Regions from separate parts of the Homo sapiens genome. Here region 2 is linked to region 1. A link is a loop called in an ENCODE intact Hi-C map of the cell type or tissue named here. Cell type or tissue: PC-3. All regions are shown on one strand. Each heading gives the region's core, and the rest is flanking DNA. Links, peaks and the distances in the headings are about the cores only.

Region 1 (16,354 bases), core at 3,927-11,926:
ATGGAACAGTGGAATACAACTGGGTTCCAGTAAATCCACTATCACTAGTAAGGTGTATAACTTTGGAAAAAAAAATTTTTTTTGAGATGAAGTCTCGCTCTGTCACCCAGACTGAAGTGCAGTGGCATGATCTCTGCTCACTGCAACCTCCACCTCCCCAGTTCAAGCGATTCTCCTGCCTCAGCCTCCTGAGTAGCTGGGATTAGAGGTGTGCGCCACCACACCCAGCTAATTTTGTTGTATTTTTAGTACAGACAGGGTTTCACCATGTTAATCAGGCTGGTCTCAAACTCCTGACCTTATGATCCGCCCACCTTGGCCTCCCAGAGTGCTAGAATTACAGGTGTGAGACACTACGCCTGGCCAAAAGTGGTTTTCTTATATTTAAAGCAAGAGTTGGACTTGTACTAGGTGCTAAGATATTACTCGGTTTGAATTCTTGACAGGCAAAGAGAAAATATTCTGCTTTATAAACAGGATGGGGGGAGGCAAATAGTACTAGGTCCTAAGATATTATTCTGTCTGAATTCTTGACAGGCAAAGAGAAAATATTCTGCTTTATAAACAAGATGAGGGGAGGGAAATTGTTGATACTGAGCAGAAACAGTAGATATTCCAAGTCACTTTCTCTCTGTCTCTCTCTGTCTGTCTCTCTCACATATACACATGTGCACACTGGATGGAAACAATTCAGTTCGAAGAAATCAGCTTAATAGAAGCCCAGCAGTGGGTGTAAGGTTAGCATTCTCCATAAATGTTTTCATAGTTGTACAGTTGTAATTAAGTTCTGCTTGAGAAAATTGGTTCTCACGGTGCAACCTGAGAACTTCCTTCGTGGCTTCTTCAACTCCAAAGCTTGAGTGGGTCTCTGTGTTCTACAAGTGGCCAATTTAATTTTTCATTCTAAGGTCCAAAGCACCTATGATACCACTGAGATGTGGTGTCACCTACCTGACCTCTCACTAATATGTGGTAGAAATTGGTGATCTGTATTTTTCAAAGGAAAAATAAGTACAAAATCTTTTTATATTTAGGTTGTTGAAGAATATCTTTTCATCTAAAGGAGATCTAATTACATTGTTTTTCTTCAAGGGGCTAGTTGGTTCTGCATCTCCAGTATTGTGTGTGCGTGCATATGTGTGTGTACCTGTCTCAAATAAAGTAACAATTCCAGTTTGGCAACCCCCTAATTGCAGGGATTGCTAAAAAGATTATTATGCATGTTATTGCAGAGAACTCAGCACCCTATAAAGTCATGTGGCAGGAACTAGGGCATGTCTCAATTTACCACATTAATATTGCAATAAACCAACACCTCTCTGTAAACATCAGGGTAAGGAGGACTACCTAGAGGCTGGCTTTGTAGGGTCTTCTAAAGAATTTTTTTTTTTTCAGGAAGATGGAGAAATCACAGTAGTTTCATTAATACATATTTTGTTCTTTGGCTTTTCTCCTTTTATTCCTTATTTTAATTTCTCTTTTATTCTAATTAGAAAAGTAATACATGATGACTATAGAAAGTTTTTTTTGTTTTTGTTTTTTTGTTTTTGTTTGTTTGTTTGTTTGTTTGTTTTTTGAGATGGAGTCCCACTCTGTCACCCAGGCTGGAGTGCAGTGGTACCATCTCAACTCACTGCAACCTCTGCCTCCTGGGTTCAAGTGATTCTCGTGCGTGTCACCACACCCGGCTAATTTTTGTATTTTTAGTAGAGACAGGGTTTCACCATGTTGGCCAGCTGGTCTCAAACTCCTGAACTCAAGTGATCCACCCACCTCGGCCTCCCAAAGTGTTGGGATTACAGATGTGAGCCACCGCATCTGGCCAGAAAGTTTTAAAAGTGCAGAAAAGTATAAAGAAGCAGAAATTAAATAAGTTGATATCCCATCTCCCAGTTAGAAACACTGCTAACCTTTGGAAACACTTTCTTCCAGTCTGTTTCCCCCTGCATTATAAAAAAGTTATGCCCTGCTTTTTACACGTAATATTATACAATATACATTTTTCTTATTTAAAAAATTATTATGCCTATCATTTCAAATGGCTAACTAGTGTTTTACTTATGAAATTTGTCTAAACAGACCCCAAGTGTTAGATGTTAAGTTAACGTCAAACTTTTCACTTGCATAAAAATGCTGCATTGGCTGGGTACAGTGGCTCATGCCTGTAATCCCAGCAATTTGGGAGGCCGAGGTGGGCGGATCATGAGGTCAGGAGTTCGAGACCTGCCTGACCAACATGGTGAAACCCCATCTCTACTAAAAAATACAAAAATTAGCGGGGCGTGGTGGCACGCACCTGTAATCCCAGCTACTCAGGAGGCTGAGACAGGAGAATCACTTGGACCCGGGAGGTGGAGGTTGCAGTGAGCCGAGATCATGCCACTGCACTCCAGTCTGGGCGACAGAGTGACTCTGTCTCAAAAAAAAAAAGAATGCTGCATTGATTATCTTAATATTAAAATATTTGTGCCTCCTTCGAGTCATTTCTTTAGTACAGATTATTAAAACTGAAATTAGGCCAGGCGTGGTAGCTCATGCCTGTAATCCCAGCACTTTGGGAGGCCGAGGCGGGTGGATCACTTGAGGTCAGGAGTTCAAGACCAGCCTGGCCAAATGATGAAACCCTGTCTCTACTAAAAATACAAAAATTGGCTGGGTGTGATGGCATGCACCTGTAGTCCCAGCTACTCAGGAGGCTGAGGCAGGAGAACCACTTGAACCTGGGAGGCAGAGGTTGCAGTGAGCCGAGATAGTGCCACTGCACTCCAGCCTGGGCAACAGAGTGAGACTGTGTCTCAAATAAATAAATAAATAAACCCAAACAAACAAATAAACAACCCCCGCCCCGAAATTACAGGATCAGAAAGTAGAACATTTTAAATAATTTCAAGTGTCTTTTTAAATAATTTCAAGTGTCAAACAATATACCCATGTAACAAACCTGTGCCCATACCCCCTATGAATCTAAAAAAAATCAAAGTTTTATTTTAGAATTAGGGGGTACATGTACAGGTTTGTTACATGGGTATATTGCATGACACTGAGGTTTGGGGATGTGAATGATCCTGTCACCGAGGAAGGGAGCATAATACTGAATAGGTAGTTTTTCAGGTGTTCCCCTCTTCCCCTCTCCCCAACTTCTAGAAGTCCCCACCGTCTATTATTTCCATCTTTATGTCCATGTGTGCCCAATGCTCTCACTTATAAGTGAGAACATGCAGTATTTGGTTTTCTGTTCTTGCGTTAAATCACATAGGATGATGGCTTCTAGCTTCATGCATGTTGCTACAAAGGACATAATTTTGTTCTTTTTTATGGCTGCCTAGCATTCCATGGTATACATGTACCATATTTTCTTTATGCAAACCATCATTGATGGGCACCTAGGTTGATTCCATGTCTTTGCTATTGCAAGTAGTGTTGCAATAAACCTATGAGTACATATGTCTTTTGGGTAGAATTATTTATTTTCCTTTGTATATATACCCAGTAATGGGATTGCTGGATACAATGGTAGTTCTGTTTTAGGATCTTTGAGAAATCTCCAAACTGCTTTCCACAGTGGCTGATCTAATTACATTCCCACCAGCAGTGTATAAGGGTTTCTCTTTTTTTCTGCAGCCTCACCAGTATCTGTTACTTTTTGGACCTTTTAGTAATTGCCATTTTGACTTGTGTGAGATGGTATCTCACTGTGGTCTTGATTCACATTTCTCTGATCATTAGTGATGCTGAGCATTTTTTCACGTTTGTTGACTGCTTGTATGTCTTCTTTTGAGAACTGTCCATGTCTTTTGCCCATTTTTTAATGGGGTTGCTCGTTTTTTGCTTGTTGAATTGTGCAAGTTCCTTATAGATTCTAGACATTAGTCCTTTGTCAGATGCATAGTTTGAGGATATTTTCTCACATTCTGTAGGTTGCTTGTTTACCCTGTTGATAGTTTTGCTGTGCAGAAGCTCTTCAGTTTAATTAGTTCCCATTTGTCAGTTTTTTTGGTCAGTTTTTTTTGTCAGTTTTTGTTTTGATGCAATTGCAAAGCCTCTTTAAACACATTACGAAATTGCTATTAAGAAAGGACATATTAGTTTTTATTCCTACCACCAGCAGTACATGAAAGAAACTGTTTCAGTACACCTTCAGTTTGGGGCATTCACATTTTAATACATCTTTGTTACATTGGCAGGTAGGCAAAGTATTATATATTTGTAGTTTTAATTATGTTATTTGATCATTAGTGAAGTTGATCATTTAATCACATATGCATTGTGTATTCATATTCTTTGTCCATTACTATTGAGAATTTAGAATTGTTTTTAATTTTACTCATTTGTATGAGCTTATTTAGTACTTAGTCCCTAATGTTTGTTTTCCTATTTCCCTCAAATGATTGCTTATATTTCAAACCTACACATATCTTTTTGATACACAGAAGTTTAAATATTTGCTGCAGTCCATCTTTTCAATCTTTTGTTTTCTTTTATTATTATTAATATTTTTTGAGACGGAGTCTTGCCCTGTCACCCAGGCTGGAGTGCAGTGGTGCGATCTCGGCTCACTGCAACCTCCGCCTCATGGGTTCAAGTGATTCTCCTGCCTCAGCCTCCCAAGTAGCTGGGATTACAGGCATGTGCCACCAAGCCCAGCTAATTTTTTGTTACAAATACAAAATAAATACAAAAAATACAAAATACAAAAAAAAAATACAAAAAAATACAAAATACAAAAAAATGTAAATTTTTGTATTTTTAGTAGAGAGTTTCACCGTGTTAGCTATGATGGTCTTGATCTCCTGACCTCATGATCTGCCTGCCTCGGCCTCCCAAAGTGCTGGGATTACAGGCGTGAGCCACCACGCCCAGCCTCTTTTATTATTTTTAACCTTGAAAGGTTATCTCCAGTCCTGAGATTTAATAAAGTTTTTCTCCATCTTTTGCTGTATATACATACATTATTTAAAATGTAACACACACACACCCCTACACATACACCTCACACCTACACATACACCTGAAAGTCAGAGGGTATACCAATCAACTTAAAGAAAGCAAAGGTAGTGATTCACCAAGAAGTTAAAGCTGTCCTTTATTAAGAACCAGTTGGACCGCAAATTTCAATAAGAGCATTTGAAAGAAAAACTTGTTACCATGGATGGGTGGCTTATTATGAAGAGTTGGGGATGACAAAGAGGAGGCTGCTAGAGAATCCTTTTCCTGACTGCATTTTCACATTGAACTTGAGGCCTCCTCATGTTCTCCACTCTTCTTTTTTCTGAGGCCTCCTCATGTTCTCCACTCTCTTCTCTTTTTTTCTGAGTTTCTAGAAGAAATGTATGTGTAGCAACCTTGGATCCAAGGAATGATGACTTAAAGGAGCTGTGGGTTGTAGAATACGAAGTTCCTCATTTTCAAAAAAACTGAGAGCAACTAAAAGCTTAGAGAACTGAAAGAAATGGTCTGGGAATGCCCGGGAGTCTCTTACCATCTTTTCCTGTGATAACAGAAGCAGGTTGTTAAACAGAAAACTTGAGTCTAAGGGTATGGAAGGTGGTCTCTGTAGTTGTGAAGCCAGAGGGAGAGGAAGTTGGAAGTTTCCCTTTTGACATGAAATAAAGGATATCATAATTAGATTACACATCATACAATTTGAAATTCAACATGAGAAAGGTAAATATTTATACTTAATAAAATTTTATCTATACTGTGGACCTGTTTATTTTTATTTTACCCCTGTGGATTATTTAAACATTTGTTTTGGTGACCAGTTTAGCAAGGACATTTCTTAAAAACTGAAATTGTAACGTATGTCCTCATAATCATTCTTACTTGGAAAATGCCTAACTGACGGGTCTCTTAGCTACTGCCTAGGTTTCATTCTTTAACCTATCTGAACAGCAGGTATAGTGACTAAGAGGAACTGCTTAGTTTGTGAAGAACTGGCTTTGTAAACTCAGCTTTATAAAGTGACCACAAATTTCACAAGTCAACATGTGTGTCCTGTTTGAGCTCACTTGTCAAGGGTTGTTATAAAACTTGGGGTTTGGTTCTGCATCTTCAAGGGACTGTGGGCAAAACACCAGCTCTTGGAATACCAATTTCTTTAACTGTAATATTGGGGCTTTGGCTAAATCACTAAGGTCCCACCTAGCTCTAAAACTTGAATTTTAAAAAATCCTGCAATTAGGAAAAATCTAACAAACATAACTTTTCTTGTTCTTCTTTTTTACCTATATAAAAATGACATTTTAGGAGAGTCATAGGAAGCAGCCCAGAACTTTTTAGCTAATCAGGAATACTAGAAAGACAAATTTATGTTATTCCTTTAAGTAACTCTTAATCGAGTAGGCTGTCTCTAACTTTACTATGTTGGTTCTCTTTTTTAGATGGATTTTTCTGTTTTCTTTGTTTATAACAAATCTTGATACAATATGTACCTCATAACAATGTTTCTGTCAGTGATGGACCACATATAATGACAGCTTCTAACACCCAGTGACATCCCAGCTGTCCTAACATGGTAGCACAATATATTACTTTTTCTATGTTTAGCTACATAAATATTTATCACTGTGTTACAGTTGTTTACAGTTTTCATCACAGTAACATGTTATACACATTTGTAGCCTAGGAGCGATAGGGTACACCATACAGCCTAGGTGTGCAGTAAGCTATACTATCTAGATTTGTGTAAGTACACTCTGTGATGTTTGTACAACTACAAAATTGCCTAACGACACAGTTCTCAGAACATATACCCATTGTTAAGCAATGCATGACTGTTTTTGTTTGTTTGTTTTTTATTTTTATCTTTTGGAGATGAGTCTTGATGTGTTGCCCAGGCTGGAGTGCAGTGGCGTGATCTCAGCTCACTGCAACCTCAGCCTTCTGGGTTCAAGCAATTCTCGTGCCTCAGCCCCCTCAGTAGCTAGGACTACAGGTGCACGCTGCCATGACCAGCTAATTTGTTGTATTTTAGTAGAGACGGGGTTTCACCGTGTTGCCTAGGCTGGTCTTGAACACCTGAGCCCAGGCAGTCTGCCCGCCTTGGCCTCCCAAAGTGCTAGGATTACAGGTGTGAGTTACCACGCCCAGCCAATATGACTTTATATAAGAAATATCTATCATATTCAATTAAATTCAAATATTTTAATAAAGAATTAAAACATTGCAAAGAATAAAAACATACATACTAGAATATCTTCCTACGGTAAATTGTTACTAGGCAAAGAAACTGGCCATGATTAAGGCACTACTGCCACCTGATGGCACATAGACTAATTACAGGAAAAGTATCATGAAAAGTCAGCTTTTTGAATGAGTGAAATTAAAAAGTGATGATAAATTTTTAGCCTTTTTTTTTTTTTTTTAAGACAGAGTCTCACTGTCTCCCAGTCTGGAGTGCAGTAGTGCGATCTAGGCTCACTGCAGGCTCCACCTCCCGGGTTCAAGCCATTTCTCCTGCCTCAGCCTCCCAAGTAGCTGGGATTACAGGGAACCGCTACCACACCCAGGTAATTTTTGTATTTTTAGTACAGACAGTGTTTCCTATGTTGGCCAGGCTAGTATCAAACTCCTAGCCGCAAGAGATCCGCCCACCTCTTCCTCCCAAAGTGCTGGGATTACAGGTGTGAGCCACTGCACTCGGCCAAATTTTTAGTCTTAAATGGTCCTCCAAAATTTATGTTTAAGAAGGCATCTGGCTGGGCGAGGTCCCTTGGCCTCATTTAATCCTCATGGCTACCCTATAAGGAAGGTACTATTATCAGCTTCATGTTACACACAAGGTAACTGAAGAACACAGAAGATGAGTAAATTACCCAATGTCATAATTGGTAGAGCTAGGATTCAAATCTAGTCTGCTTGGATTTAAAATCTGCTCTTAACCACTATACTCTACCACTTCTTTGTTGTCCATCACTTGAATAAAATTTATTTAACAAAGTACTCATTTCTGAGTACTTAGGTAGTTTCTAAGTTATTATTTTAAATAATAATGTGATGATCGTTCTTGTGGCTAAATTTTTGTAAACAGATATCATTCTACTCTTAGACTAAATTCTGAGAAGTAAAATTGAGCATCAAGTGAACTTCACATATTTAAAGTTCGTTATCTAATTGCCTTGTGTCAGAAAGTAAGGAAATGCTCAAAGAAAGGACGTGTACCAATCAATACTTCCAGAAGCAGATCTATGTTATTCTTTGTTTTTAAATCGACTTTCAAATTGCAAATGTCATACATTCTTATAAAACATTCAAACAACTCTAAATCTACTTTTTGTGTATCCTAAGATTCAGCAACAAAGTAAATACATTGTGATTAATGGGAGTCATGTGTCCCAGTGTTAAATATATTAGTTATAAATAGGGAAAGTGGAAGGCTAAAGTGAACCAGTGGTATTGGATTAGAATCGAAGGTATGGGTATGAATTTATGGGTTTTTTTAAACATATTTACATAAATATGGTATAGAAATAAATTTAAGTGTGTGTGTGTGTGTGTGTGTGTGTGTGTGTGTGTGGTGGGGGAACGTATGTATGCATTTGTGTATATATTTCCTAACCCTGTTAAGAAGGCCTAAAAGCAGACTGGGCGTGATGGCTCATGCCTGTAATCCCAGCACTTTGGGAGGCCGAGGTGGCAGATCTCTTGAGGTCAGGAGTTCAAGACCAGCCTGGCCTACATGGGGAAACACCGTCTCTACTAAAAATACAAAAATTAGGTGGGCATGGTGGCGTGCACCTGTAATCCCAGCTACTCGGAAGGCTGAGGCACGAGAATCGCTTGAACCCAAGAGGCGGAGGTTGCAGTGAGCCGAGATCCTGCCACTGGACACCAGCCTGGTGACAGAGCTAGATTCTGTCTCAAAAAAAAAAAAAAAAAAGGTCCGGCATGGTGGCTCACACCTGTAATCCCAGCACTTCAGGAGGCCAAGGTGGGCGGATCACTTGAGGTCAGGAGTTCAAGACCAGCCTGGCCAACATGGGGAAATCGTGTTTATTCAGGAAGCTGAGGCTGGAGAACAGCTTGAACCCACGAGGTAGAGGTTGCAGTGAGACAAGGTCATGCCAGTGCACTCCAGACTGGGACAGAGCAAGACTCTGTCAAAAAGAGAAAAAAAAAAAGGCCTAAAAGAATGAAAGCCAGTAGCAATTAACTTCCAAGTGCCATTCTTCATTAAAAAGAACCAAATATCCTTGGAGAAATGGCAGACTGCAAGGTTGGGGCTGTGAAAGTACAAAATGAGTGTAGAGCAGGGGTTCCAACCTCCAGGCCACAGACTGGTACTGTGCAAGGAATCTAGGTTGCCTGCTCTTTGTGAGAATCTGATGCCTGATTATTACAATGTGATAAAAATAAAAATAAAGTACACAATAAGTGTAATGCACTTGAATCATTCTGAAACCATCCTCCACCCCCCGGGTCCATGGAAAAATTGTCTCCCACAAAACAAGTCCCCAGTGCCAAAAAGGTTGAGGACCAAAAACCAGTCCCTGGTGCCAAAAAAGTTGGAGTGCACAATAAATGTAATGCACTTGAATCATTCCAAAACCATCCTTCACCCCTGGGTCCACGGAAAAACTGTCTTCCACGAAACCAGTCCCTGGTGCCAAAAGGGTTGAGGACCGCTGGTGTAGAGCATCTTTGTGTCAGAAAGTAAGGAAGTGCTCAAAGACAGAGGGGACATGTCTAAAGGATGTGGGAGCCAGCTCCACCGGGTCCCCCACTGGCCAAATCTGGGGCAATTTTGTGTATCAAAATACATGATGAGGATAAAGAATCCATAGCAATATGGATTCTACATCACAATAAATAATTCTGCATCAAAGTAAATAATGAGGATAAAGAATCCATACTGACATGAATGAATGAAAGAATGAATGAATGGGGAAAAGGGAAAGCTTTCTTTGATAGTAAAATTCCAACTAATTAATGTAGAAGGAATGATGGAATCAGAAAATCACCACTTCAAAGGGAAAAGTAGCAAATTAACAGCAGAAAAACTTGGCAGACATCCCTTTAACCAGTGTTCAAAGTATTTTTTGTTCTTTTTTTTTTTTTTTATGAGGCAGGGGTCTTGCTATGTTGCCTAAGCTGGTCTGTAACTCTTGGGCTCAAGGAATCCTCCTGCGTCAGCCTTTGAGTAGCTGGGATTACAGGTGCATGCCACCTTGCCAGCCAGTAGTGTTGAAAGTTTAACATCAGTTGTAATGGGATATCATGTGCCTCCTGACGTGAAACATTGAGAATACAACAACAGTTCTGTGAATTTATTGCCAAAAATGGTAACCTGACTTGAATCATGAAGAAATATCAGACAAACCCAAATTGAAGGACACAAATATCTGGACTGTATTAATCAGAAATATCAAGGTCATGAAAAACAAGGAAAGACTAAGTAAGAAACTGTTTCTAATTAGAGGAGACTAAAGAAACCTGACAACTACATTCGATTCACTACTTGGGATTTTCTTTTTCTATAAAAGTCATTATTGGGGCAGTTAGTGAAATTTAAATATGTTCTATAGATTAGCTAATAGTGTCTTATCAGTGTTAATGTCTTAATTATCCTGATTTTAGTATTATCCTATGGTTATGTAACAGAATGTGTTTAGAGAATACATGGTGAAGTATTTAGAGATAAGGGGGATCATATCTGCAACTTACCCTCAAACAGTTTTTAAAATTTACACACACACACATACACACACACACGCACACATGCAGAGATTGCAGAGGGGAAAAAAACAGAAAGAGGGAAAGATAAAACATCCATTACAAATGTGACAGATGTTAACTTTTGGGGAATCTAGGTAGAGGTTACAAAGTAATTCCTTGTACTATTTTTTTTTTTCCTCCCAAGACAGAGTCTTGCTCTGTCATCCGGGCTGGAGTGCAGCGATGCGATCTGGGCTCACTGCAACCTCTGCCTCCCGGGTTCAAGCAGTTCTCCTGCCTCAGCCTCCTGAGTAGCTGGGATTACAGGCGCGTGCCACCATGCCCAGCTAATTTTTGTATTTTTAGTAGAGACAGATTTTCACCATGTTGGCCAGGCTGGTCTCAAAGTCCTGACTTCGTGATCCGCCTGTGTCAGCCTTCCAAAGTGCTGGGACTACAGGCATGAGCCACTGCAGCTGGCCTCCTCACAGTATTTTCGTAACGTAGTATAAGTCTGAAATTTTGTCAAAATAAAAATTTAACAAAATTTAAACAATATAAAAGTATCTGTTTAAAAAAGGGAAAGGGATTTCAAAGTGATTTCTTATTCTTCTTTCATTCTTTCCTCAGATCTTATCACAATGAATAATTTGGTGAGTAGCTTTCTAAATTTTTGCTATGCATATACAAAGACATGTATACGTATGTGTCTCCATGTTTGTTCCTGTACAATTTCTAGTAGGTTCATACTCCACTATACAATAGAATATTTTGCTGCTTTTCTTTTTTTGATGGAGTCTCACTCTGCCGCCCAGGCTGGAGCGCAGTGGCGCAATCTTGGCTCACTGCAACCTCTGCCTCCCAGAGTTCAAGCGATTCTCCTCCCTCAGCCTTCCAAGTAGCTGGGATTACAGGTGCCCACCACCATGCCTGGCTGATTTTTGCATTTTTAATAGACATGGGGTTTCATCATGTTGGCCAGGCTGGTCTCAAACTCCTGACCTCAGGTGTTCTGCCCGCCTTGGCCTCCCAAAGTGCTGGGATTACAGGCGTGAGCCACCATGCCTGGCCCGCTGCTTGATTTGTAAAATGCTATATTACTGACATTTTCCCATGTCAGTACATATACATATACCTCTGTTTTTTTATATATAACTAATGTAGTTCTATAATATCTAGGGTATGGATGTAGTATGACTCATATACTAATTTTCCCATTGATGAACATGTAGATTGCTTTCTTTTTCTATAAAAAACTGCAACTAATGGCCAGACACTGTGGCTCACACCTGTAATCCCAGCACTTTGGGAGGCCAAGGCGGGCAGATCATGAGGTCAAGAGATTGAGAGCATCCTGGTCAACATGGTGAAACCCTGTCTCTACTAAAAATACAAAAATTAGCTGGACCTGGTGGTGTGGGCCTGTAGTCCCAGCCACTTGGGAGGCTGAGGCAGGAGAATCACTTGAACCAACAAGACGGAGGTTGCAGTGAACTGAGATCACGCCACTTCACTCCAGCCTGGTGACAGAGTGAGACTCTGTCTCAAAAAAACAAAAAACAAAAAACTGCAACTGACATTTTTGTGCATTTGCCTCTATTTTCTGTGGTATAGATGTGGAATTCCTCAGTCAAAGGGTATTCATATTTAACCTATTGATAAATATTGCAAGGACTATTGCACTGTAGAAAGCACAAAGTGCAGCTAAATAGCTTCTCTTAATGACCACTGGGAGAAGCATATGTTAGCAACAAGTGTGAATAATGCTAAGTCAAATTTGTGGGTCATTTGGATGAGTCTTATGGTCCATGAGCTGCTTACAGCTGTGCATTGCTTGCTGGTCACCACAGAGCAGTGACAATCAGCCATGTGTGCATTGCTATCAGCACAGAGAAGGGAGAGTTGCCCTTGTATATTACTTGCAAACTATGTGTTATCTCATGCAGGCTGGTACATGATTACAGTCTCCCAAGAGTTAATTGTTAACTGGAGGGGTTATGCTAACTCTGTTAAGTGCCCATTATTACCTACATGTTTTCTGTTGTGTTTATTTTAAGAATGCAGACAGCTATTAATTATTGCGACAGTTGGATCACTATTTAACTTCTACTTTACTTTCTTCTCCTTACTATTTTCTCATCTTTTAGTCACAATTGATGTAGTAATATCAGTTATATATCTGTAAGAAAATATCAGAGGTACTGAGAAAGGCTTACTATAAATGAATAAATATAATAGTTTATTTTATTATTCCACCCACAATCCCTCCTAAAAATATCTGTTTTATCCAGTAGTCTGGCTTTTCATCTGCAATGAATATGTCATGTTTTGTGAAAGGGGTGTATGTGTGAGGGAAAGGGGGCAGAAATAGTTATCCCAATCCAATGTATACTCAGAGATTGTTTCCAGGCCAACAGAAGTGCTTTTGAATTATTGCTGTAAATTAGCATATTAAAAATAGAATAGTTTTTAAAATATAGCAGGTTAAAATCTTTAGGCAGCATAAGGTTTATTATTATGTGACTTTAAAACAATGGAAGGAAAGATGAAAAGATAGTTTTCAAGTAATATGTATTGAGTTTCTCTTCCAAGTCTTGGGCCGGGTGCTAAAGAACACAGATGAACAAGGACATCAATGTTCTTTGTCCTTGAATAACACACTTTTGTGGGACACAGACAAATGAGCACGTAGTTATGATATGAAGGCTGTGTAATATTGACATATACTGGATGTAGGTGTAAAATATCAAGGGAGCAGAGAAGAAGAAATAATTAGTTTTGACTGAGGGTATCAGAAAAATTTCAATGGATATATGATCTTTGGGGTGGCCCTTGAAGGATGAGTAGGAGCTCTAGGTTGGTAAGACATAATGGAAGACATTTCAGGCAAAGAGAATAATGAATTGCACGAGTGAAGGCAGAAAGGCTTTTGGATTCCTTATACACCTGTGACCTCTAAGAACTCTGAAAGTTAATGCAAATCCTAGGCCAGTGCTTCTCACACTTTCTGTGTATACAAACCATCTGGAGCACAGTAATATTCAGGTTCTGATTCAGAAGGCCTGGAGCGAGCCTGTCATTCTGCATTTCTAACAAGATCCCAGGGGCCTGGGGACCACACTTTGAGCAGAAAGGCTCTAAGCACTGTAAACTGTTGTGTGTTTCAGCCAGGCCTGCTACTTGGTGTAGCCTAGAAACAAGATGGAGATCACACATTTGTCTTTTGCCACGAGAAAATTTATAGCAAGTATCTAAAGGCCCTCTTTTTGAGACTGTGATATTTCAGAAACAGATTCTGCATTGTACCTGCACCAGCCCAGGTATAAATAGAGTGACTCATCCTGGAGGCCACTTGTCCAGATGACATGGGAGCAAGCACTACAGGAAAGGTGAGGGAAAGGTCCTGGCAGGCCAGGCTAGTTCCTGTGCATCCAGGGCAATGGTGAAATCCTTAGTGTGAGGGGACTGTGGCAGGAGGTGGGAAGAAAGCCAGACACGTAGTATTTTCACAAGATTTAAATTGGTTGGGGCTCCTTCAGAATAATAATAATAATTAGAAAAACATAACACCAATCACCCCTTTGAGTTTTTTTTGATGATGCTTTCTCAGGTATTTAATTTTTAGTGAGAAAATAGCTACATCACTTGGAATGGTTTGTTTTAAATTCAAAACTTTTTTTTCCTTAAAAAAACCATTTAAAAAATCATAGAAATAGGCACTTGTCCTTTGCAGAACACTTGACAAAAAACAAAAAACAAAACAAAACAAAAAACCCACAACATTTTGGGGTGGTCATAGTTCAGTAGATGATTTGGACTCATTTCCTCTTCTTTCTATTGTCCATACATCACCCAGTTGCCTACCCTCCTTGGGGTGTTGGCGCCAGTGAGGGTTTGGTAATATGGCAAACTGTTATCTGCAGTTGGAGAAGAGCTGGGGGGGCCCGCTTGTTGTGCTAGAGACAAATTGTGATCTCAAAATGAGGTCACTGAGCTTTTCTTCACTTTCATCTTCCCTGATATTTATGCTGATTGTGAAATGGAATAGGAGACTTCTTAAGATTAATGAAGGAGGGGGAGAGATTAGGTGATTATTTTTCACAAGAAAGATCATTGTGGACATGCCTTCTTTTCCCTAATAAAATTTACAACCTATACAGATAGCTTGAAGCAGACCACATGGCTACAATTTAGCACCCAGGGATTGGAATGGGCTTACTACCTCTATCCCAAAACATCCCCACATAAAGACTGTTGCAGAAACAAGAGATCATGCTAGATCATATTAGAGGGATAAACAATTATCAACACCAAGGACTCACGAAGGATAAATTAAGACAGATGTCTGAGCTTGTTGGAGAGAATGATAAAACCAGAGGCTGAAGGAGACTAGGTGATGAGGACACCACAATGCAAAGTCAATGCATCTTTGATATATTCCCAAGCACAAAGTAAGAGCCCAGGTCATCTGGATGCCTGCATCTTGGGGCTTAGTAAATAAGCAGCTTGGAACCAGAGTTTATCTCTTTCAATTTTGCTTCCACCAGAATTCCTAAAAGGGATTCTCATGTTTTAGAGGCATATTTAACACCTGGAAGAGCTTGTTGGGAATGCAGATTCCTGGGCTGCAGCCCAGCCTGCTGACTCAGAGAAGCCCCTGATGATTCTCAGTAGGTGGATTGAGCCCATCCTGCGAGCATAATTGCCTTAGTGAATTCACACTAATTGACAAGGCACTTGAGGAAAACAAAAACAAAAAAACAACAACAACAAAAAATGTAGGTCTCGTGACACTAGGAAAGAAAGTCATGTTTTTACCCCTGCTGGTCTCCCACCACAAGCTACGGGCAAAGAAGGGAAGAGATCCAAAGCAGAGAAAACACAAAATAGACAAACCTCAATTTTTACATCATAGGGGTATTTTTAAAAGGCTGTGTATAATCAAATTTGTGTCAGTTAATCTTTACTTTCCCTTAAGTCTAACTCAATGTATCCACTTTTGATTTTTAATGTGGTAATGACTTTGTCATCTTTTTTTTCTCTTCTACTTATGCCATACTTATGGCATACTTATGCCAGCCTCTCCATCCAGAATTGAACTGCCTGTGAACCAGCTACAGAGAGCACCCAGGGCCATTTGCCTCACAGCAGCAGAGCTGCTTGTTTACCGAGAGCTCCAGCCCCTTGTTGGCAAAGGTGGACCTCTTATCTCTCAGGGATCACTCTGCCTCTGGGTTCCTGTATCCCTGTGTGGGATTTACACACTGCCCGAGGGCCTGGCTCTTCCTGGGTTCTGCTCCACTGTTGCCCAGCTGACCTGTCAAGTTGTGGTTGGAGACCCAGAGTGACCCAGCCCCTACATCGCCCATCAGACTTGTTGCCCTGGTCTGGCTGGCCATTTATCTGGCTCTGGGATTAACTCTAAAATCCTGAGGGCACCAGCCTTCTAGGAGTCTGATATGGGCCATTTTCCCTGGAAATATAAATGAAACTGACTGGCGTGGGAGCACTTATAGCTCTTGCTGGTCCTCCTGGTCCTGGGTCCAACCTAAAAGGATCTTTTTCACCATTCCCACTGTCCCTGATCAAATCAATCTCTCCTTATTTGTCATATGGACCACCCTGGTGCTCTCCTGACTTACCTCCTTCCACCTTTTTTAGTCTATTTTAGTCCACCGTCCGTTTGGCTGCCCGAGGAAAC
Region 2 (16,354 bases), core at 3,431-11,430, 320 kb before region 1:
CCTGAAACGGATTGCATAAAGTTACCCATGTGAGCAGCAGGTTGACTCCAAGCCAGCATCTGTGATTTTCAATGGTTGCCCTTATAAACTTTGATTTAGGGTTCATATGTGATAGAACTGTTTTTGTTTTGTTTTGTTTTGTTTTTTACTGCCCATGTTGCCTTCATATGTATGACATAATTCTCCTAACTGACATGGGCCTCAGTAATAATCTCTCAACTTCACCTGTGTGGGAGCTGACTCTAGCTCTTTACAATGCTACACTTTCACCACTGCCACCACCATCACCAGTCATTTGGTGGTGGTGATGGTGGTGGATGGTAACAGTGGTGGTAATGATGGTGGTGATGGTTATGGTGGGCCTATTTCTGCAGAGATTGTAGGTCGCCACCATCACCGTCACCGTTACCACCACCACTATCATTATGATCACCACCACTTTTGTCACCACCACCACCAGTCACCACCAACACCGTCACCAGCACCACTGTCACCACCACCACCACTATCACCATCACCATTATCACCATCACCACCACCACCATTACCAATATCAATGCCACCACCATTGCCACTGTCACCACCATCACTGTCACATCATCACCATCACCACCGCCACTGTTACCATCACTACCACTATTACCACCACTACCACCAACATCAACAATACCACTACCATTACCAATATCAATGCCACCACCATTACTGTCACCACTATCATCACTGTCACCACCATCACTCACCACTATCATCCCCATCACCACCACTACCACTGTCACCACCACCACGACCACCACCATTATCATCACCACCACCAATATAACCACCGCCCCATTACCAACATCAATACCACCACCATCACCATTGTCACCGCCATCACCACCACCACTGTTACCACCCACTACCATTACCTTGACCACCACCACCACCATCTTCACCACCACCACCACCATATTCACCACTACCACTATCTACAAGGTCAATGGTTCTCAAAATGTTTTCCCCAAACCAACAGCATCAGCATCATATAGTAACTGTTAGAAATGCACATTCTTGGGCCTCACCCCAGACCTACAAAAGTCAGCAATGGGGTGGGGCCAGCGCTCCAACTAATTCTGATGGATGCTAAAGTTTGAGAGCCACCATTCTAGATAAATTTCTAGGATGCCCACAAGGGCCTTATTTTCAGTCAGACCTTCCACAATGTATCCTTTAAATTTGTGAAAATTTGCTTGTCTTATGAAGTAGTCAGAGAAACAAGACGACCTTTATCTAGGTAATATCGAGGCAGAAATTCAAGGAAAAATAAATCCACTGAGCTGGTGCACACCTTAAAATAATTATCCTCCTGTATTCACCCATACTTGTCTAGTCCCCTGCATCCCGCAACATTTCTTGGCGAGCCAGCCAGGAGGAGTGGAGACGGCAGATCTACTGTCTCCTTTCCCTATGGGGCTGGAGCCCCGGGCCTGGGGAGACCTGTGACCCCAGGTGCCACCTGGAGAACTTCAGCCTAGAGGGGTGAAATCAGCTCTCCTGTGACCCAGCACCCCTACCCAGCAGCACAACAGAACCTGAGAGGGGCTACAGGACAATTCCAGAAACAGCGTGCTTCAGGAACTGCGGTAAGGTATTGGGGCCCAAGGCAGGACCCGTCTCATAAGGATAGAAGGGGAGCCTTCCCAGGGTGTAACTGGTAGTCTGACCCAGACGGGTTAGGGGCAGCAAGAACAGCTCGCCAATTTGGATGAAACTCACATCCCAACCGACACCGGATGTGAGAGTGGCTCGCTAAGTTGGTTAGGAAAAGGAAACTGGAGGCGGCAAGAGTGGCTCACCATCCCAATTAGGAACACAGGAACTGGGAATGGGGAGGTGTGTGAAAGTGTGTGAGAGATGGTTCCTGGAGAAACCAATGTGGGGAGTGATGTGGGGAGTCACAGATCTCTTAGCGTGGACTGTGTGCTCCAAGCGAAGTGTGGGGCCAACCTGGACTAGTGGCGAACCACATATGGCTAATAGGAGCTGCCCCACAGCTCAGAATTGTGGTGGGAATAAGGACCTCTCCAAAGCCAAGTGGTGTCTGAAAACTCCCATAATAGGAGAAGGTCTGGTTGGTCTGAGTCAAAAGGAAGAGTGGGTATGCTGCATCATAAAGGGAGGAAATAGGAGGAAAGTCATCAAAACCCACTCCATTGGAGTGCATGTTACAAAACTTTAAGAAAGGTTTTGCAGGGGATTATGGAGTTAAGCTGACCCCCCAAAGGTTGAGAACTCTCTGTGAACTAGAATGGACTTCTTTTGGAGTTGGATGGCCAACCGAAGGAACTACAGACGGAAATAATTGGCTGTGTATTTAGGGTGGTGACAGGGGTCGGAGGACAGCCTGGGCATCCAGATCAATTTCCTTACATTAACTCATGGTTAAATATAGTACAAACAAGACCAGCCTGGATCCAGCCCTGTTTAGTGGCTCATTGCAAAACACTTGTGGCCCAAGCTGAGCCAGAAGTGAAAGTAAGAGCAGGTTCGCCGACAGACACAGAGTTAAAGGGGAAGTCCCAGAGGGAACAAGAAAGGCCAGTTTTGCAGGAGCTGCCAGAGGGAACAGAGATTCCTCCTCCATATGTCCCAGCCTGGCCCCCTTTACTGAGGCCAACAGCCCCCCAGGAACCAAATTCAGGAGCTAGCACACCCCAAGTTTCACCCCAAAGGGAAGAATCAGAGCCTTGAGAGGCCAGGGAAGGAAATCAAGATAGTCGAGCAGGGTGTCTCAGATCTGGCTGTGCTCAAGCATGTAAATGCCTCTCAGGGAGACATGAGGACCCATTTATTATGATGACCAAGGCCAAGTCCAAGGGGGGCAACAGATTTTCATCTATGAGCCCTTTTCAACCACTAATCTCTTAAACTGGAAACACCATACTCCCTCCTATACAGAGAAGCCCCAAGCTCTTGTAGATCTGATGCAGTCCATCTTTCTGACACACAATCCAACCTGGCCAGACTGCAGGCAGCTTCTTCTCACGCTGTTTAACACTGAGGACCGCAGGAGAGTAACCCAGCAACTCTCCGCTGGCTAGAAGCCCATGCACCAGCAGATGCAGTGAATGCTCAGGCATACGCTCAGGGCCAGTTCCCAGACCAAGATCCCAACTGGGACCCAGAAGATGCGACCCAGCTTCAGCATTTGCAGAGGTACCGAAGACACTTCTGAAAGGGCTAAGAGATGGTGGAAAAAGGGCAATCAATAAGAAAAGATCTCAGGGATGCTTCAGGAAAGTGATGAGAGCCCTAGCCAGTTTTATGAAAGACTCTGAGATATACTGGCTTTTCACCCCATTTGACCCTGAGGCTCTTGAAAATCAGCGTATGGTAAATATATCATTTGTAGGACAGGCCCAGGGTGACATAAAGCGAAACCTTCAGAAACTGGAAGGTTTCGCAGGCATGAATGCCACCCAGCTTATAGAAGTAGCCACCAGGCTACTTCTATAAGTAGGAGGGTGGAGGATTACAGGTGGGATCACACCTGTAATCCCAGCACTTTGGGAGGCCGAGGCGGGCAGATCACAAGGTCAGGAGATTGAGACCATCCTGGCTAACACGGTGAAACCCTGTCTCTACTAAAAATACTCGGGAGGCTGAGGCAGGAGAATGGCGTGAACCTAGGAGGCAGAGCTTGCAGTTAGCTGAGATCGCACCACTGCACTCCAGTCTGGGCGACAGAGCGAGACTCCGTCTCAAAAAACAAACAAACAAAAAGAAGTAGCCACCAAAGTGTATGTTAACCATGACCAGGAGGCAAAGAAGGAAGCAGATCGGAGGCTTAAAAAGAAAGCCGATCTGTTGGCAACAGCCCTCATAGAGAGAGACACTAGCAATGTGAGAGGATGAGGAAGTGGACGTGGACATGGACATGGAAGAGGCCAAGACAAGGATTCAAGAGCTGACCAAGGTTAGAGAAGGATCAATGTGCACAATGCAAAAAGAAAGGACACTGGAAGGATAAATGTCCATAAGGCAATGAGGGAAATGGCCAAGGCGGAGAGACAAAGAGGCCACCGGCCAGGGGCTGCCACACCCTGGCAGAACCAGATACTGATCTGATCAGGCTGGCAGGGGCTGAAAGATATGAGGACTAGGACAGACCGCACTCCTTCTCATTGGGCCTTCAGGAGCCTATGGTCACATTAAAAGTTGGAAGCCGTTCAATGGACTTTATGGTAGATACTGGGGCTGAACACTCTGTAGTAACTCAACCCATAGGGCCACTAAAAACTATACAACTATTGTAGGGGCTACTGAAGTCTCAGAGAGGAGGCCATTCTGCCGGTCAAGGAGTTGTGTTACAGGAGGACGAGAAGTCCAGCATAAATTACTATACTTCCCAAATTGTCCAGTTCCCTTGTTAGGGAGAGACCCACTCCAAAAACTGCAAACATGGATTACTTTTGGCCCCCAGGGAGGTATAACTTTAAATCTGACTCACCCAAAGGCCATGGTGTTAACCTTTACTGTCCTGCAGGCTGAGGAGTGGAGACTTTATAAAAAGAGATTTCAGGCACCAATGCAACCTCATACACAAGAGGAAGAAAAATTATTATTTCAGTTAGTTAAAGAAATTACTGGAGTATGGGCTGAGGACAACCCACCTGGGTTAGCTGTAAATCATGCACCAGTAGTAGTAGAATTAAAACCAGGAGCAGATCCTGTTCAGGTTCATCAGTACCCAGTTACCCAAAAGGCTGTATGGGGCATCTGTAAACACTTACAGCCGCTCTATAAACAGGGGATTTTAGTCCAATGCCAGTTGCCCTGGAATACTGTACTTTTGCCAGTACAAAAGCCACTACCAGGACCAGGGTCTGATGAATATAGACCAGTGCAGGACTTGCATGCCGTAAACTGGGCCACAGTAACCATCCATCCAGTGGTACCCAACCTGTATAATTTAATGGAACTCATTTCAGCAAGTGCTACCTGGTTTACAGTCTGAGACTTAAAGGATGCTTTCCTTCATATCTGCATGGTACCAGTTAGTCAGCCTATCTTTGCATTTCAATGGGACAAAGAAGCTACCCAGCTCACCTGGACTAGGTTCCTGCAAGGGTTTAAAAACTTTCCCACAATCTTTGGGGAAGCATTGGCCTCAGACCTCAAGGCCTATACCCTGCCAAATGATAACTGTGCCTCGTTACAGTATGTAGATGACCTTCTTTTGGCGGCCCCAACCCAAGAGGACTGTTATCAGGGAACCCAAGACCTCCTCCATCTCCTATGAAAAGCAGGTTGCAAAGTACCTAAAAAGAAAGCTCAAATTTGGCCAGGTGCAGTGGCTCACGCCTGTAATCCCAGCACTTTGGGAGGCTGAGGTGGGTGGATCACGAGGTCAGGAGTTCAAGACCAGCCTGGCCAACATGGTGAAACCCCATCTCTACTAAACACACAAAAAATTAGCCAGGTGTGGTGGCAGGTGCCTGTAATCCCAGCTACTCAGGAGGCTGAGGGAGGAGAATTGCTTGAACTCAGAGGGCGGAGGTTGCAGTGAGCTGAGATCACACCACTGCACTCCAGCCTGGGCGACAGATTGAGACTCCATCTCAAAAACAAAACAAAACAAAACAAAAACCAATTTGCCATGAAGAGGTTAAATATCTAGGTTTCATAGTGAGCCAGGGGGAACGCCGGCTTGGCGATGAGCGGAAGCAAGCCATTTGTGCACTTCCAACCCCGACCACCTGACGTCAAATGAGAGAATTTTTAGGGGCAGCAGGATTCTGCTGCATCTGGATTCCAAATTTTTCACTGATGGCTAAGCCGTTATATGAAGCCACAAAGTGGGGAGAAAAAGAGCCCCTACTCTGGGAAACTAATCAGGAAATAGCATTCAAACAGATCAAGGAAGCTTTGGCCCAGTCCCCAGCCTTAGGACTACCAGACGTAACTAAGCCTTCCTTTCTATATGTTCATGAACAAAAGGGAGTGGCTATAAGGGTTCTGACTCAAGCTACAGGATCATGGCATCACCCAGTGGCATATTTATCCAAACAACTGGACTCTGCGGTGCTAGGATGGCTTGCTTTAACACATTAGCCACCTCCGTCTTGTTGGCACAAGAGGCTAGTAAACTAACTCTGGGACAGCAGCTAACCATCTGGGTGCTGCACTCAGTACAGCAGCTAAGCATCTGGGTGCTGCACTCAGTTATAACTTCGATAGACCAAAGAAGACATCACTGGTTGTCAAACCTGAGGATGACTCAGTACCAAGGGCTTCTATGTGAAAACCCTTACAGTATTTTAGAAACAGTGAACAGCTTAAACCCGGCTACTCTGCTCCCAGTGGAACCAGGAGCTCCCCTCCATGACTGTGTCAAAACAGTAGATGAGGTATTCTCTAGTTGAAAAGATCTTATGGACCAACCCCTCAGAGACCCAGATGTCGAGTACTTCACGGATGGAAGCAGTTTTGTGCTAGAAGGGGTTCAACATGCCGGGTATGCAGTGGTAACATTAGACTCAGTAGTAGAAGCTCAGTCTCTGCCTACTGGAACATCAGCTCAAAAGGCAGAATTAATAGCCCCAACAAGAGCACTGCTGCTAGCAAAAGACAAAAAGGTCAATACTGGCAGGGCGCGGTAGCTCACGCATGTAATCCCAGCAGTTTGGGAGGCCAAGGCGGGCGGATCACGAGGTCAGGAGTTCGAGACCAGCCTGGCCAACATGGCGAAAACCCGTCTCTACCAAAAATACAAAAAATTAGCTGGGCGTGATGGCAGGTGTCTGCAATCCCAGCTACTTGGGAGGCTGAGGCAGGAGAATCGCTTGAACCTGGGAGGCGGAGGTTGCAGTGAGCTGAGATCTTGCCACTGCACTCCAGTCTGGGTGATAAGAGTGAAACTCCGTCTCAAAAAAAAATAGTCAATATTTACACTGATTCTAAATACGCTTTTACTACATTGCATGTACATGGAACTATATACAAAAAGAGAGGACTTTTAACAGCTGGAGGCAAATAAATAAAGTACAAGAAAAAAATTCTACAGTTCTTAGAGGCTGCATGGGCTCCAGAAAAAGTAGTTGTAATGCACTGCAGAGGGCACCAAAAGGCAGGGATGCCAGAAGCCAAAGGAAACAGAAAGACAGGCAGAGGGGCAAAGCGGGCAGCAATGATTATGCCACATTTTAAAGAGAAAGCCTTAGCTATGCCTCTCCTCCCAGAACCTCCTCTCCAAGAGGACCCAACTTATACTCCAAATGAAAGAGCCTGGTTTGCCCAGGAAGCTGGAAAATACATTAAAGGAGGGTGGTGAAAACTCTTCGATGGAAAGTCAGCCATTCCGGAGATGTTAGCTCCTAAGTTTGTGAAACAAATTCATCAAGGAACTCATATGAAAAAAAGGGCACTAAAAATGTTATTAAAATGTCATTTATATGTGCCACGGGTCTCTGCCATCACTTGAGCTGTCTGTAAACAATATTTAACCTGTGCTCAGAACAATCTGCCACAGGGGCCCACACAGCCCCCAGGAATTCAGGAAATAGGAGCCATGCCTTGTAAAAACTTACTTACAGACTACCGAACTGCCCCGTGCTGGGGGCTATCGGTATATGCTAGTGCTTATTTGCACCTTTCCAGGATGGGTTGAGGCTTTCCCCACCAGGACAAAAAAAGCACGAGAAGTGACTAAAGCACGTTAAAAGACATTATCGGCCGGGCACCGTGGCTCACGCCTGTAATCCCAGCACTTTGGGAGACTGAGGCGGGCGGATCACAAAGTGACCATCCTGGCTAACACGGTGAAACCCTGCCTCTACTAAAAATATAAAAAAATTAGCCGGGCGTGGTGGCGGGTGCCTGTAGTCCCAGCTACTCAGGAGGCTGAGACAAGAGAATGGCGTGAACCCCAGTGAGCCGAGATCATGCCACTGCACTCCAGCCTGGGCTACAGAGCAAGACTGTCTCAAAAAAAAAAAAAAAAAAAAAGACATTATACCCAGGTTTGGACTGCCGCTAACTTTAGGATCAGACAATGGGCCGGCATTTGTAGCTGAAATAGTGCAAGATTTAACAAGACTGTTTTTTTTCTTTTCTTTTCTTTATATATATATGTATGTATATATTTATTATACTTTAAGTTCTAGGGTACATGTGCACAACTTGCAGGTTTGTTACATATGTATACATGTGCCATGTTGGTGTGCTGCACCCATTAACTCGTCATTTATATTAGGTATATCTCCTAATGCTATCCCTCCCCCCTTCCCCCACCCCACAACAGGCCCCAGTGTGTGATATTCCCCTTCCTGTGTCCAAGTGTTCTCACTGTTCAATTCCCACCTATGAGTGAGAACATGCGGTGTTTGGTTTTTGTCCTTGCAATAGTTTGCTGAGAATGATGGTTTCCAGCTTCATCCATGTCCCTACAAAGGGCATGAACTCATCATTTCTTATGGCTGCATAGTATTCCATGGTGTATATGTGCCACATTTTCTTAATCCAGTCTATCATTGATGGACATTTGGGTTGGTTCCAAGTCTTTGCTATTGTGAATAGTGCCGCAATAAACATACGTGTGCATGTGTCTTTATAGCAGCATGATTTATAGTCCTTTGGGTATATACCCAGTAATGGGATGGCTGGGTCAAATGGTATTTCTAGTTCTAGATCCCTGAGGAATCGCCACACTGACTTCCACAATGGTTGAACTAGTTTACAGTCCTATCAACAGTGTAAAAGTGTTCCTATTTCTCCACATCCTCTCCAGCACCTGTTGTTTCCTGACTTTTTAATGATCGCCATTCTAACTGGTGTGAGATGGTATCTCATTGTGGTTTTGATTTGCATTTCTCTGATGGCCAGTGATGATGAGCATTTTTTCATGTGTCTGCTGGCTGCATAAATGTCTCCTTTTGAGAAGTGTCTGCTCATATCCTTCGCCCACTTGTTGATGGGGTTGTTTGTTTTTTTCTTGTAAACTTGTTTGAATTCTTTGTAGATTCTGGATATTAGCCCTTTGTCAGATGAATAGATTGCAAAAATTTTCTCCCATTCTGTAGTTTGCCTGTTCACTCTGATGGTAGTTTCTTTTGCTGTGCAGAAGCTCTTTAGTTTAGTTAGATCCCATTTGTCAATTTTGGCTTTTTTTGCCATTGCTTTTGCTGTTTTAGACATGAAGTCCTTGCCCATGCCTATGTCCTTGCCCATGCCTATGTATTGCCTAGGTTTTCTTCTAGGGTTTTTGTGGTTTTAGGTCTAACATTTAAGTCTTTAATCCATCTTGAATTAATTTTTGTATAAGGTGTAAGGAAGGGATCCAGTTTCAGCTTTCTACATATGGCTAGCCAGTTTTCCCAGCACCATTTGTTGAATAGGGAATCCTTTCCCCATTTCTTGTATTTGTCAGGTTTGTCAAAGATCAGATAGTTGTAGATGTGTGGTATTATTTCTGAGGGCTCTGTTCTGTTCCATTGGTCTGTATCTCTGTTTTGGTTCCAGTACCATGCTGTTTTCGTTACTGTAGCAGTTTCTTCCTTGCATCGATGGTCTTACAATGTCTTTTTTTTTTTAATAGATGCAGAAAAGGCCTTTGACAAAATTCAATAGTCCTTCATGCTAAAAACTCTCAATAAATTAGGTATTGATGGGATGTATCTCAAAATAATAAGAGCTATTTATGACAAACCCACAGCCAACATCATACTGAATGGGCAAAAACTGGAAGCATTCCCTTTGAAAACTGGCACAAGACAGGGATGCCCGTCTTTGTAGTATAGTTTGAAGCCAGGTAGCATGATGCCTCCAGCTTTGTTCTTTTGGCTTAGGATTGACTTGGCAATGCGGGCTCTTTTTTGGTTCCATATGAACTTTAAAATAGTTTTTTCCAATTCTGTGAAGAAAGTCATTGGTAGCTTGATGGGGATGGCATTGAATCTATAAATTACCTTGGGCAGTATGGCCATTTTCACGATATTGAGTCTTCCTATCCATGAGCATGGAATGTTCTTCCATTTGTTTGTATCCTCTTTTATTTCATTGAGCAGTGGTTTGTAGTTCTCCTTGAAGAGGTCCTTCACATCCCTTGTAAGTTGGATTCCTAGGTGTTTTATTCTCTTTGAAGCAATTGTGAATGGGAGTTCACTCATGATTTGGTTGTCTGTCTGTTATTGGTGTATGAGAATGCTTGTGATTTTTGCACATTGATTTTGTATCCTGAGACTTTATTGAAGTTGCTTATGAGCTTAAAGAGATTTTGGGTTGAGACGATGGGGTTTTCTAGATATACAATCCTGTCATCTGCAAACAGGGACAATTTGACTTCCTCTTTTCCTAATTGAATACCCTTTATTTATTTCTTTTGCCTGATTGCCCTGGCCAGAACTTCCAACACTATGTTGAATAGAAGTGGTGAGAGAGGGCATCCCTGTCTTGTGCCAGTTTTCAAAGGGAATGCTTCCAGTTTTTGCCCATTCAGTATGATGTTGGCTGTGGGTTTGTCATAAATAGCTCTCATTATTTTGAGATACATCCCATCAATACCTAATTTATTGAGAGTTTTTAGCATGAAGGACTGTTGAATTTTGTCAAAGGCCTTTTCTGCATCTATTAAAAAAAAAAAGACATTGTAAGACCATCGATGCAAGGAAGAAACTGCATCAACTAACGAGCAAAATAATCAGCTAACATCATCATGACAGGATCAAATTCATACATAACAATATTAACCTTAAATGTAAATGGGCTAAATGCTCCAATTAAAAGACACACACCGGCAAATTGGATAGAGTCAAGACCCATCAGTGTGCTGTATTCAGGAAGCCCATCTCACGTGCAGAGACACACATAGGCTCAAAATAAAGGGATGGAGGAAGATCTACCAAGCAAATGGAAAACAAAAAAAGGCAGGGGTTGCAATCCTAGTCTCTGATAAAATGGACTTTAACCAACAAAGATCAAAAGAGACAAAGGAGGCCATTACAAATGGTAAAGGGACCAATTCAACAAGAAGAGCTAACTATCCTAAATATATATGCATCCAATACAGGAGCACCCAGATTCATAAAGCAAGTCCTTAGAGACCTACAAAGAGACTTAGACTCCCATACAGTAATAATGGGAGACTTTAACACCCCACTGTCAACATTAGACAGATCCATGAGACAGAAAGTTAACAAGGATATCCAGGAACTGAACTCAGCTCTGCACCAAGCAGACCTAATAGACATCTACAGAACTCTCCACCCCAAATCAACAGAATATACATTCTTTTCAGCACCACACCACACCTACTCCAATATTGACCACATAGTTGGAAGTAAAGCACTCCTCAGCAAATGTAAAAGAACAGAAATTATAACAAACTGTCTCTCAGACCATAGCGCAATCAAACTAGAACTCAGGATTAAGAAACTCACTCAAAATCGCTCAACTACATGGAAACTGAACAACCTGCTCCTGAATGACTGACTACTGGGTACATAACGAAATGAAGGCAGAAATAAAGATGTTCTTTGAAACCAACGAGAACAAAGACACAACATACCAGAATCTCTGGGACGCATTTAAAGCAGTGTGTAGAGGGAAATTTATAGAACTAAATGCCCACAAGAGAAAGCAGGAAAGATGTAAAATTGACACCCTAACATCACAATTAAAAGAACTAGAGAAGCAAGAGCAAACACATTCAAAAGCAACTTAAAGTATAATTAAAAAAAAGAAAAAAACACATTCAAAAGCTAGCAGAAGGCAAGAAATAACTAAGATCAGAGCAGAACTGAAGGAGATAGAGACATAAAAAACCCTTCAAAAAATCAATGAATCCAGGAGGTGGTTTTTTGAAAAGATCAACAAAATTGATAGACCGCTAGCAAGACTGTTAAAACTAAAATGGAAGTTACACACAGCCTATTGGCCACAAAGTTTAGGAAAAGTAGAACGCATGAACCGGACACTCAAGCAGCTACTGAAGAAATATTGCCAAGAAACTCATCTAAGATGGGATCAGGTCTTGCCTATGGTCCTCCTCCGAGTCAGGTGCACCCCCACCAAACAAACTGGGTATTCACCCTGTGAAATTTTGTTCGGTGGGCCTCCCCCAATCATAAGTCAAATAAAAGGTACTCTCCGGGAACTAGAGAAATTAACTTTAAGAAAGCAAATGCAGGCGTTAGAAATAGCCATGCAAGAGGTTCATGGCTGGGTACGAGAAAGAATGCCTATAAGGCTGACAGGCCCAGTACACCCCTTTAAACCTGGAGACTCTGTTTGGGTTAAAAAGTGGAATCCAACTTCTCTAGGACCCATATGGGATGGGCCCTATACTGTAATCTTGTCCACTCCCACTGCTGTTAAAGTTGCAGGTGTTTTACCTTGGATCCACCACAGTTGGCTAAAACCGGCAGCTCAGGACAAGTGGACCAGTCAGCAGGACCCAGATCACCCAACCTGGTTGATCCTGAGATGAGACCAAGCTGCTGCTAAAGATGACTGCCCTGCTCTGGTCACTCCGGAAGCTGACTACTCTACCCACGGCTGAAGCTTGAGGACTCATCAAGCAAGTAAATGTGGTTAGAAATCTTAGAGCTAGTAGCTTTCCTTGTAATACTAACTGTTTTCCTGTTGTTCTGTCGCTGTGCCCAATCTCCTCCCCCAGGTAAAGACCTCTTCTATCCTTGCTGAATATAAATATGCTGTACATTGTTTTGCTGTTGTTACCCCCCCTAACTATGCTAGAAGAAGCACCTATAGAAGGATGTCCCCACTGTACACATACTACCTGGTCAGGGAACAGTATAACTAAAACTCTATTGTGCCATACTTATTATGAGTGTACAAGGACTCGCTTAGGAACTTGTATTTATAATCAGACCTCCTACTCAATTTGTGACCCAGGAAATAACCAACCTTATGTATGTTATGACACCAAGTTTTCACCTGGTAAATGGTTTGAAATCCATGCAGGGTCAAAGGACTGTTCCCTCTTAAACCAAACCAAGGTCCCTCCCTTTTACCTAGGGCCTATTTCTCTATATTTTGATGCTTGTCAGGTAGCATACCTAGACTCACCCGTCTGTCGTAACCTACCTTTAAAAAGAGACTATAAAAATGACTACAAATATGTATGCAAGTCACCTCGTCCCCCTGGGACCCCAGAAAAAGATTGTCAGTATTGCATATCGTGGCACCCTAGCACACAACAAAGGCCAATTATGCTTACCAAAATGATGGTAAAACCAGATTGTAAAACAAAAACCTGTGATCCTATAAATTTCACCATTCTAAGGCCAAACCTACCCATGTGGACTGCAGGTTACCCCACACATGTCTACATACACACATACCCAGCAACCTACCTATATGTTATCAAAAAGGAAACCCGGACCCATCTGGCCCAGCAACAATTCTGAGTCTTTAAATCATTCTATAAGCATGTAGACTAAAAGTTACCAGAGCCTCCTCCTTTAACCAAAAACCTGTTTGCTCAGCTGGCTGAAAACATTGCTGGCAGCCTAGGCATTTCCTCATGTTATGTTTGTGGAGGAACTAACATGGGAGACCAATGGCCTTAGGAAGCAAAAAAGTTAATGCCACAAAATTATTTTACTCTGACCCTGAACTGACACCCATAAGTTCAAGCATCTGGCTCCTAAAAACTTCTATTACAGAAAGATACTCTGTTGCTCACTGGGGAAAGGCTTTTACAGACCCAGTAGGAGAACTAACCTGCTTAGGACAGCAATATTATAATGAAACACTACGGAAAACTTTGTGGCAGGGCAAAGATAACTCCAAATCACCTCATCCAAATCCATTCTCCCATTTCTCTTCTCTAAACCATACCTAGTATCGGCATAAAGCTCCAAATACCTGGCAAGCACCCTCTGGTCTCCGCTGGATCTGTGGGCCATGGGCCTACCAACAGTTGCCAGCCAAATGGACAGGGGCTTGTGTACTTGGAACAATTAGGCCATCTTTCTTCTTACTCCCACTGCAACAAGGAAAAACTTTAGGGTGTCCTGTCTATAATAAAATTTTAAACAAAACACAAAAGAAATAGAGACATAAAAAAAGACACAAAAATAGAAAATTAAAAAGACACAGATTGGCTCCCTGAAAGAATAATTCAGTACTATGGGCCAGCTAGGCACAAGATGGGTCGTTGGGATACCGTACCCCAATTTACATGCTTAACCACATCACAAGGTTGCAGGCAGTACTTAAAATCATCACTAATGAAACAGCAAACGCATTGGATTTACTGCCCAGCAAGCCACAAAAATAAAAAATGCCATCTACCAAAAGAGTTTAGCTTTAAACTACCTCCTAGCCCAGGAAGGAGAAGTATGAAAAAAGTTTAATCTAACTAATTACTGCCTAAAAATTAATAACAACGGGAAAGCTATGATGAAAATAACTGCAAAAACAAAAAAATTAGCCCATGTTCCAGTCCAAACTTGGAAGGGGTGGACTTCTAATTCCTTCTTTGAAGGCTGGTTTTCTGTCTTCGGTGGATTCAAAACCTTAATAGGAGTAGTTCTAGCCATACTAGGAATTTGTTTAATACTCCCTTGCCTCTTACCCCTCCTTATTAAAAGCATCCAATCAACTATAAAAGCCATTGTAACTAGGCAAACTACCACTCAGCTAATGGCTCTGTGAATATCAGCCTGTGCCTAAAAAAGAAGATCTGCTCTTTCATAAAAAATCAAATAATAGGGATGCTTTCTATTAAAATCTTGTTTATAAAAAAAGCATCAAAGGGGAAACTGAGGCAGAAATTTAAGGAAAAATAAATACTGCATTTATTCACTCCAAGAAAAGTAAGGGTTAAGTAAGAAACACAAGTTTTCCTCTACTGCAAGCAAGGCTGTAGACAGGTTGTAGTGACCTAGCCTGCAAAAATGAGCTCCAGACACCCCTGAGCAAGGTTAAAAGAAAAAAAACAAATTCCTTTACTGTCTCTCCTGTACTGAACTATTAGTTATGACTATGTTTGCCAATGCTTATATTTAGTAAAATTTATAAATTCCTGTTTTTCTTTCAACGTAGCTGGAAGGTCACTAGCTATACAAGGCCACAAGTTATGCCAAGTCAACAGTTATGCCATAAATTACATGACTTGTAATTTATGTAATTACCGCCTTTGTTTTGCTCTTGTATACTAGCCTATATAAGCTAAACTCTGTCTTTGTTTGGGGCTCAGGTTTTTAAATGTGAATCCACTGAGCCAGTGCGTACCTTAAAATAAATATCCTCCTATATTCACCCATACTTGTCTCTCTAGTCCTCTGCGTCCCCCAACAATATAAATGACAATATTTGCTACCATTTATTGCATCATGGTGCTAAGCACATCACAGACAGCTGGCTTACTCCTTACCACAGCCTTCAGTGATTACAGATGGGGAACACAGGCTCAGAGAGGTTAAGTAACTAGGAATTGAGGCCAGACCTATTTAGCTCCATAATTTGCCATTCTTAACTACTGTTAGATATGCTAATTCCCAGAATCATAAATGCACATCTGGAGGACTTTTTTTTTTTTGAGATGGAGTTTCACTCTTGTTACCCAGGCTGGAGTGCAATGGCGTGATCTCAGCTCACTGTAACTTCTGCCTCCTGGGTTCAAGCAATTCTCCTGCCTCAGCCTCCTGAGTAGCTGGGATTACAGGAATACATCACCACGCCCGGCTAATTTTGTATTTTTAGTAGAGACAGGGTTTCTCCATGTTGGTCAGGCTGGTCCCGAACTCCTGACCTCAGGTGATCCGCCCGCCTCAGCCTCCCAAAGTGCTGGGATTACACATGAGCCACTGGGCCAAGCCTAAGCCACCACGCCCAGCCCCTGAGCCACCTCGCCCAGCCCCTGAGCCACCTCGCCCAGCCTGAGCCGCTGAGCCCAGCCTAGAGCTTTTAGTTGAATTTGGATAGCTTTCATTAAATTCCCCCCCAGCATTTTGCTTAAGGAGAAACAAAGGTCCAGAAAGACGTACCTGGAATCATATTGTTTTGTTGTTGTTGTTGTTGTTGTTTTTGTGCTTTGAAGAGAGCGGTACTAGAATCATATTGTTACCTCCTAATTAGGGGGCTAGAACCTAGGGCCCCTGGTTTCAAATTAAGTCCTCAATTAGCCCTTTGATGAATCAGAGACACACAAGAATATTCTATACATCTTTTTTTTTTTCCTCCTAGATTGAGTGGGTAAATAAATCAGGAGGAAGTTAGGGAAGGGGGCAATTAATGGCTGGTGCTATTGCAAGCTAGTGGTGGTAGGTTTGACTTCTGGGGAGTGGATTGTTAGTTATCAAGGCAAGAGGAGCCACTGGTCACCCTCCCCCGCATTCCTGTCTGT

Evidence for each region. Peaks named below come from ENCODE experiments on the same cell type or tissue, not always from the same donor. Only the 100,000 strongest peaks of a DNase experiment are listed, where the experiment ranks them.
Region 2: it touches region 1 in a loop (9-fold over the local background); 6 of 110 quality-filtered maps call a loop at or near these places.

The regions. Positions count from the first base shown.
Region 1 is chr7:140,976,746-140,993,099 of GRCh38, forward strand. It overlaps LOC105375536 (a long non-coding RNA gene), which reads left to right. Exons shown (of 5, transcript XR_002956518.2): 4 at 11,284-11,306. It overlaps LOC107986720 (a long non-coding RNA gene), which reads right to left. Exons shown (of 3, transcript XR_001744994.2): 2 at 5,480-5,593; 3 at 5,281-5,373. Among named protein-coding and RNA genes, the nearest start is that of MRPS33, 30 kb to the right of the region's middle. In PC-3, for the core only: a CTCF peak has its summit at 7,277; no DNase peak of the experiment used is centred there.
Region 2 is chr7:140,654,217-140,670,570 of GRCh38, forward strand. It overlaps LOC105375535 (a long non-coding RNA gene), which reads left to right. Exons shown (of 6, transcript XR_928047.3): 5 at 1,373-1,625; 6 at 12,357-12,412. Among named protein-coding and RNA genes, the nearest start is that of ADCK2, 11 kb to the right of the region's middle. In PC-3, for the core only: a CTCF peak has its summit at 7,092 (motif pointing right); no DNase peak of the experiment used is centred there.